Linked DNA regions of Homo sapiens: region 1 is linked to region 2. Evidence: read pairs that join two places in POLR2A ChIA-PET (ENCODE). Cell type or tissue: A673. All regions are shown on one strand. Each heading gives the region's core, and the rest is flanking DNA. Links, peaks and the distances in the headings are about the cores only.

What was found. Peaks named below come from ENCODE experiments on the same cell type or tissue, not always from the same donor. Only the 100,000 strongest peaks of a DNase experiment are listed, where the experiment ranks them.
Region 1: POLR2A ChIA-PET joins it to region 2 with 7 read pairs; 3 of 35 experiments call an interaction of 5 or more read pairs at or near these places.

The regions. Positions count from the first base shown.
Region 1 is chr3:65,084,564-65,088,966 of GRCh38, reverse strand. No RefSeq gene overlaps it. Among named protein-coding and RNA genes, the nearest start is that of LINC02040, 88 kb to the left of the region's middle. In A673, for the core only: no CTCF peak of the experiment used is centred there; no DNase peak of the experiment used is centred there.
Region 2 is chr3:64,955,946-64,960,348 of GRCh38, reverse strand. The region is part of intron 4 of ADAMTS9-AS2 (ADAMTS9 antisense RNA 2); the gene reads right to left. All of the region lies in intron 1 of LOC105377124 (a long non-coding RNA gene), which reads left to right. Among named protein-coding and RNA genes, the nearest start is that of LINC02040, 220 kb to the left of the region's middle. RefSeq lists a silencer at 968-1,168. In A673, for the core only: no CTCF peak of the experiment used is centred there; a DNase peak (open chromatin) is centred at 2,628.

The sequences.
Region 1 (4,403 bases), core at 126-4,125, 130 kb before region 2:
GGAGGGGGCATGGACTACTTTTAAATAGCGACACCATTTAATATATTTCAAACCTAAAGCTTATTCAGGGACTGACACTGGGAATGCACTTGATATAAGTTCTTTTCCTTCCTCCTGAGGGAATCTCAGGGAGTTTCATCTAGCAAATATACAATCCATTTGTACCTTGGCCCCCAAATGCATAGATGTTCACAAATATCCTGGAATTAGTGTGTTCTTTCATAGGCTCCTGTCTCATGAAAGTCACTAAGTATGGAAATAAGTGCTTTAGCCTTGGAAATTCTATAAAGACCTCTTTTGGTTAAGAGCGGATGTTGAAATGGGTTTGGACATAAATGTTGTTTTTCTATCCAGAATAAGTTTGAAGATATATATGTGATGGTAAAACAGAGCTGCCAGATGAATTTTCTATTTGCTTAAAATCCGCCAGCAAAATTTACTAGTGAAGAAAAGCCCTGGTCATGATTCCTATATCTTCCCAATACCCTGAAAAAGAAAAACCAGAAAATCAATTGTTTAAGGCTCAAGTTTGCATACTTGCCTCCTAGAATTCAATTAAAAAAAAAAAAACAACTTAGAGCGACATAGAAGATGGCAAATATGGGCCTTATACACATATGCATACACACCCACATGTGCATACATACATACATATGTTCCAATTTTCAGCCTTTCCCCAACTGTAACAGTAAGAATTTCTAAGATCATTGGGACCATTTCAATATGACATATACTATCAACGTGAATTTGTCACTCAGGAAAGCGCTTGGACTAAAGTAAACTTTTCTACCATTTTTGGAAAAAATGGTCAAATGAACAGCATAGATAAGATAGCAGGAGGTATGCATAGCTTTTTAAAATCAAACTGTTTTAAAGTGATTGGTACAACCCAAGCACCAGCCCCTGGCCTATAAAGAATGTGCTAAGTGCAAATGATTTTTATCTCTTAGCAGCTCCAGTGGGACCTTGCAGTCCTTTTAAAGTCATTTGTTGTTAGTCTCTGTCTTGAAAGCAGCACGACTACGTGTCCTTAAAAAGTGTCCACACTTCAGGTTTTCCAGTGATTTCAAGTGGCCATCACCCCGTTATTCCTAATTAGTGAGATTTGCTACTTGTGGGCTTTACCGTAGCTGTATGTGAATGTCCTGCAAATGACTGGTCACAGATTTTTAACATCCACATTCCACCCCTCTTCAGGTGCTGGCTTTCAGCCTGCCTTGCCCTTTTGCCAGTTTTAAGAGTTAGGTAAGTAGGTTTAATTTCTGTTTCAATATCTCCAGCTGTTTTTGAATCATTAATTCTGCTTTTACTGCAGTAGATTTCCTATTCATTACAGAATAAAAATGAACATGCCTCGGGTATTTCACATTCTCCCAGCCTTCTTTTGTCAAAAAAAAAAAAAGCCCCTTCTGTACCTCCTAAAATTTAATGTATTCTCTAAGCTAATTTGTGTCCGGTGGTAATATGCTTCTGTTGCTAAAAATCAAGTTACTTCACAGATTTGACCCGTTTTATTTATTGAGCTCAAAATTTTCAAGCCCTTCCCAAAGAGGTCAATAATATGGACTGTACTGTGAACCATGCCAGAAAGTAATTCTGTGCTTTCATCGAGAACCATTTCCTCCCTAAGTTTCACATACTATTATATCATCCACCCAGGAACAATTAAATTCTTATGGAAAAACCTGGCCTTTCACTAGCGAGATGAGGAAAAAATAAGAGGCAGTTAGATTAATAGGAAAATAATGCTGTTGTTGAAGAGAAACTTGGTAAACTATATAGCAAGGGTCAAAAACTCAAGTCTTTCCAAGGGATTGGTCAGTGACTTAAAGGTTTCACCCAGTCCAGGCAAAAGATATCAGAGGCCAGTGGGCAAGGTTGCACACAGGAGACTGAGTGCTCCATTTGACTCATTCGAGTTCAACATTTAAAGGCACAATAACTAGCAGCAAGAGATGCAGGTTGAACAAATCACACCTGTGGGCCATTAGCTTAGAAAACCAGCTAACTTTTAATGACTTGGGCGAGGTTAAGGAATAGGCCATTTAGATAGCTGATATTATAGATAACCAACTCCTAAATGACTTTCCAAATCACTTGCATTTGTCTTTAAGGCTGGATATTATGCAACTTGTTATGCTGTTACTTGGTGTTAGTGTAAGGCTATTTCCAGAGCAGAGCAAAATGGCCTCTTGATGTCAGAAATTCATTCTACTTGATCTTGGAGGAAAGCTATCCAAATGCCAACCTGTGTACTACTCCTTTCTGCGTCTCACGGTTTTATAACCTAGCTCCACAAGCCCTCTTGTTCTGTAGCATTTAGCCTGACAACTCAAACCTTTGGAAAAAAAAAATCACATGTATGTGTACCTATGTACATATATCATTGTTCTCACAGATAATGCTGCACTTTCTATCCACATATGGATTTCAAAGAAATTGTCTCTTTCACAATACTTCCTTTCACTCTTGCCATGTATGTCTCTAGTAGACAAAAAGGTCATGAATCTGGAAAAATGCCCTTTCATAGACAAGAAATATATTCAGGCTTTTTTTTTTTTTTTTTTAACATGTATTGAAACCAGACCCAGGAAACTGGAGGCAACTTTAATCATCATGTCAATTAAATGGTAGGGTGTTATTGTCTGTATGAATGAGATGTGCTTCTTGAATTGATGAGTAAAAAATTCCTCTGTAGTGGTTCTCATCTTACCATTAGCACCTCCATCCCTTAGAGTGTCAATATTTTGTATATTACCTCTGATTCCTCAATAATATACTCAAGATAGCACACCCTGGCTTCACGTTTTGCTTTTCCTTTCAAGTCTATGTTGTCAAAACTTACCTGTCTGGTAGCATTATTAAGCTTTGATATGTGCCACGTACTATGCTTTGCATATATTAGCTCATTTAAAAATGTCTCAATTCAGTTACATGGAAATCAGTTCAAGAGATCTATTGTACAACATGGTGACTACAGTTAATAAAAATATATTATATTCTTGAAGATTGCTAAGAGGGTGAATGCTGTGTTCTCACCACAAAAATAACTATGAGAGCCAATAAAATGTGTTAATTAGCTAGAACTGGTCATTTCACAATGTATGTATACTTCAAAACATCATGGTGTACATGATAATTATATATCATTTTACCAACTTAAAAAACCAAAAAAGTTTAGTTAATAAAACAAAAAAATTAAAATATAAAGATGTTTCATTGTGAAATACACAAAAATACAAGTTATAGGAATGTTTTTGCCAAATGGTTAAAAAGTACATATCTAAATCCACTCAAAAACCTGCTCATAAATGTTTATGGCAGCTTTATTCATGATTGCCAAAACTTGGAAACAACTAAGATGTCCTTCAGTAAGTCAATTGATAAATAAACAATGGTACATCCAGGGAACAGAATATTATTCAGCAACAAAGAGAAATGAGCGATCGAGCCACAAAAAACCATGAAGGAATCTTAAATGCAAACTGCTAAATGAAAGAAGCCAATCTGGAAACGATACACACTATAGAATTCCAACTATATGACATTCTGGAAAAGGCAAAACCATGGGTTGGGGGAAGGGAGGGATGAATCGACAGAACACAGAGGATTTTAGGGGAGTGAAACTATTCTGTATGATACTATCATGGTGGATACATGTTGTTATACATTTGTCCAAACCCATAGAATGTACAACATGAGTGAACACTAACATATACTATGGACTTTGGGTGATAATGATGTATCAATGGAGGTTCATCAATTGCAACAAATGTACCAGTCCGGTGGAGGATGTTGACAGTGAGAACTGTTGGAATGAGGTGGGATAGGAGGTATACAGGAGCTCTGTATTTGTGCTCAATATTTCTGTGGACCTAAATCTGCTCTAAAAAGTAAAGGCTATTAAAACAACAACAACAACTTACCTGTCCTCTGTCCCATTCCATCAGATCCCACATGTGAATGGCTGTGGGTGGCTGAATGTTACCCATCCTAGAGAGTATGTTGATATTTTAAGGCAGGATGAGAGACACTTTCTGGCAGGCCTCATATTGTATCTATATAAGTTAGTAATTATTTTTCTTAAGCAGAGGATTATCTCCAAGAGATGTAAAATACAACATGATGAAGTCTTTCTCCCTCAACCAAATACCCCTTAGAGCAACAGTGCTCAAAGTATAGTCTCCATCCCAGCAGTATCAGCATCATCTGGGAACTGGTTAGAAATGCAAATTCTTAAGTCCAAACACAGACCTACTAAGTCAGAAACTACAGGTAGCAGTGGTGGGGGTGGGGGGTGGGGTGGAGTGGGAGGGCACAATCTATGTTTTCATCAACCCTCTAGGCAATTCTGAGGCATATTAACCTTCCAGAACTACTTGAGAGTATTTCCCTCCGTAGCT
Region 2 (4,403 bases), core at 205-4,204:
TGAGTTTTCCTTATTACATTATAAGTCCTTTATCCTTTACATCTCTGTTCATTAATGCATGAAGCCAAAAATCATTAAGAGTGCTGCCTCACTATAAATTACTGGGACTAGCTTTCTGTGCTAGAGTTTTATACTGACAATAGCTTCTAGGGCTATAACATTTTCATTATAACTGCTCATGTTAACTGGCAAGCATTACATCATTGACAAGTCTCCAAATCAGAGTGACTGCTGAGTGTATCCATTCAACAAAAATATCATTGCATATTGTTTTGAAGAATAGCCTTAAGAGCAGAAGTGTATCTCATCTTACCAAATGCTTTCCCCATCTTTAACTAGTTATTCTTTCTGATAACCTTATGACAGAGTCCACTATGAACATGCCCACTTGAAAAAAGGAAGAAGAGAGAGGAAACATTCTACAGAAAGGGCTGTGTCAGAGGCTACCATGTTGCCAGTGTCATGTTCTGTTGGGAACAGCTGCCTTTCAATGATTTGCCTCTTTCAATGGTCAATTATGTTCCAGAATGGCTGATCAGATCAATAATAGTTCTTAAATTGCTGAGGAATCTGAGGCTGGGTTGACAGTTAAGAACATCCTCTCCTCCTCATTTCAGTCAAATCAATCAGCCACAGGCCTCCTACAAGGTAACAAAATTGGCAGGGCTGTGAGGTCTGATATTCCAATTGTCCTTCCAGGGAGGAAAATCATCCCTGGAGTCTCAGAGTCACAGACTCTTATAGTTTAAAAGAAATATCCAGTGGTTCTTAACCATATCTTGGATCATGGACTCCTGTGAATCCAACACAAGCCATGTATGGCATCTCTTTCCCCAAAAATACACATAAAATCTTCCTGTAATTAAAGCTCATTCATGAAACTCACCTTTGCTTTTTCAGATGATGAAATACAGACTCAAAAAGGTGAAGTTACATGCCCAGGTTCACATAACTTCCAACCAGGGCCCCCATCAAATTCTCTATTGATACCTCTTGAGAGGTCTGAGGTAATAAGGTCTTCTTTATCTGTTCTAGGAAACAGTACTCTGGTTCTATATAGTTCAGCTTCATTCATGCATTTAACAATATGTGTTGAGTCCTAGAGCCAGGCACTGTGCTAATTCATTCTTATCTTCCACAGCACTGGTCCCACAAACCAAAGAAGAATCAAAATGGCAGTCTTACATGTTGATTTTACTTGTTGGAAAAGTTACAGAGAATGCTGTTTTGCTGATTCTTTTTGTCAGATGAGGAAAATAGACCTCTAAAACAAGTCTAACTTGCCTTAGAATCCTTAATGTACCTCTGGTCCTTTTAGAATCAAACCCAATTCTCTGCCTGGTGTTAAAGACCCATTCATACATGTAAAATTTTATGTTCTGTCTCATCTTTCCAGATTCCTGTACTGAAAAACGCTTTGCTTAAGACACACATTCTACTCTGTACCAAATCATTTAAAAAAAAATCAGTACTATTCTTCATTCAAGTGATTCCCACCCAGAAATCACTATAGCTCTATCCCTCCTTCAAGGCCTGAGTCCTATTACCCTTTCTCTCTGAATCCTATCCTGATCACCTGACTCAAAATCTCCACCTCCCCTTTTCCTCATAATTCCTGTAGCTCATGTGACTATGTCCACTTGGAGGATAATGGTTGACAGTCCTGTTTTATTTCTTCATGCATATATGACTTAGCACCACTAAGAATGTCTATTGTTCATTATATACCCAACTTCCCTTGACAGATTGGTTCAAATGAAGTCTCATAAAAAATGGTCTCCCTTCAAAGGAGTCCCAGATTATTTCTATTTTTAGTAATTGATGATTAACAGAAAGCCCAGTCTATCCACATGTTGAAATCCTGGAGTCTGCCTTCAATGTGGATCCCTCGGCCAAGAATACGCTTCTCATTTTTATTTTCTTCCAGAGTCCAGAAAACCTTGGAAAGCTGCCTTAAGGGGTGATGGAATGAAAAACCAGACCAAACCAGGCAGACATGGGTTCTTCCCTAAATGAACATTCCATAAGCCCAACACAGAGCATCTTCCATTTCAGTGCTCAGCCCCCAAATGCCTCCTGGTTATAATTAAGTACTTCAAAGTTTTCCAAACACCCTTTTAGAAATCCGGTCCCAAATAAAAAATAATGTTCAATCAGATGTAAATCATCGCACAGCAGGGCAGGAGAGGCATGGGAAGTGGTCATCTGCACTTGGACTAATCAGCAAGTCTAGTCCCTTGATGAGGATTTTCATTTTCTCATTTGTCATTCTAGCCACTGAATTCTCAAGTGGCCAATTTGTTCCCTATTGGTAATCAGCTAGTTATTTTTCTTCTCATTTCTCTCTCTGGGATTGTTGGACTGTTTAGAGCAATTCATCACCCATTTGGGACTAATCCTTCTGTGGAGGGAAGTGGGGGAGGGAAGCTGTTATCCTAGAGAAGATAAAGTAGAAGACTATTTCCCCATTTATATTTGGTTGTTAAACAATGATTTCCCCAATGAGGTAAGTGAAATAATGACATAACTGCCTAAGAGTGAAACAATGAAAGCTTTAGGGGTAGGTGCCTTATGCAATGGAAAGTATCCCCAGCTGTGAAGTTTGTTACTCCGAAATGACTTGTTCTTAGATTGTCTTTACAACCCCCAAGGGAGCATCATCTTACATTCATTACCTAAGTTTGGAGGAAGCTGCATCTATGAAGATTATAAATGCAGAAAGAGAGTTTTAAATATGTATAATGCATTGGTGGAAGCAATTTTACCCCATCAAATAGGAAAAAGGTAGCCTTTGAAGGTTGTTTTGTCTGCAACAAGCAAGTTCAAACGTTCTTCCATTTGTTCTCGCCAAGTCTTCTCGATTACAGCATCTCACTTTGGTTTGCCTTTTGTCCTCTCTTTCTCCCTCCAGCAGTTGCTGTCTCTCTCTGTCTCCGATAAAATCATTTCCAAACGTTTTCAGGGATTCCATTTTTCTAAGTTCACGTCAGGTGCCATGGAAAGGTTGACCCCACCACTCATTGCAAACAAGTCTCTGGTGTCGGTGCATTTTCTAATTAGTGGGTGTCTAAGTTGATCTCTCAGATTTCCTTCCGTCCTTCTGAAGAACCTAATTTCAAACCCTCAAGGCTGACTGTGTTCACCAGAGCCAAAGGTTCACATTTCCGAAGTCCACGTTCAGCCTTAAGAAAGATGTTAGTGTGACACAAATTGGCATTTTCTTGGCAAGTTTTTTTGCTCACAGCAAATTCTTTATTCCTTGGAAGGAAGCTGAGAGTTGAAAACCCCTTCTAGCTATTTCCTTAGAGACACTCTGAATTCGGGCAGCAACGTGATCTGAATCTTGAAATGTTTATCTTCCTCCACCGTTTTTCATTTCTTGAATCCTTTCTTGTGTCCTTTATTCTTCATATAAACATCCACATATGTAACTTCACTTTTAGGTGGGTCTAGCTATAAGGAAAATCAAAGGAGACAGAGAAAGCACGTTTACACACCCCATATCGAGTGTTCTTGCTTTTCTTCTGCCAATTCCCTCCACGCATGGCTGTTTTCACAATGGGTGATATCACCCAACAGCTGTCTTGGACTGGAAACTAAAATGCTTGTAGAATTTCAGTTTTTTGTCTTACCTACTTAAATTTGTCCCTTTTCCAAAAACACTAAAAAAATAAAAAAAAAGAATAGTTGCCTTCAGTGGGAAATTATTCCTATAACTGAAAATAAGTTGTTTTATAACTTACTCTGCTAAGGTTTTGTTGTAATTGCCCCTAATTCTAAATTTGCTTTCGAGAATCATTAACTGTGATTATATGGACATGAGCTTTTATATTTGGTATTTGATAAAACAAGAAAATTGATTTTGTAAAAATCTGTTTTCCATCTGCAATTTGTGAGCAGGAAATGGGTGGAAAGAAGTAATGCGTTACCTGCCTGGTGTTCTCAGGCTGACCTAAACCAGAACTTCAATATCTCATGTACTGCCTATTGGTTGTTTAGCCTATGGATTTGCTGAACCCAGTGAGCAGAGATCTCTGTGCTTCATTCTAGGTAATTAATCTGGTTATTTACTGATGTCCCTCGACCTCCCTCCTCTGAAAACAGCAGGTTCCTTCATTATCATCAAAAATTGCTTCCTCACTAAAGTCTTGATTTCTGAGATTCTTATTAGGTTGGTGCAAAAGTAATCGTGGTTTTTGCCATTACTTTTAATACTTTTCTACCTGTTTTTCCATTGTCTTATCTTGGGTCCCATCCTCATTACAATATCTGTCCACTGACCCTTTCCCCTACTTTGAACATTATGTTATTCCCAAAAAAGTGTACTCATGACAGAGTGTGAAGATCTCCAATGAGTACCACTCCTGAAATCCACAGACTACCACTGTTTCACAGTGGGTACC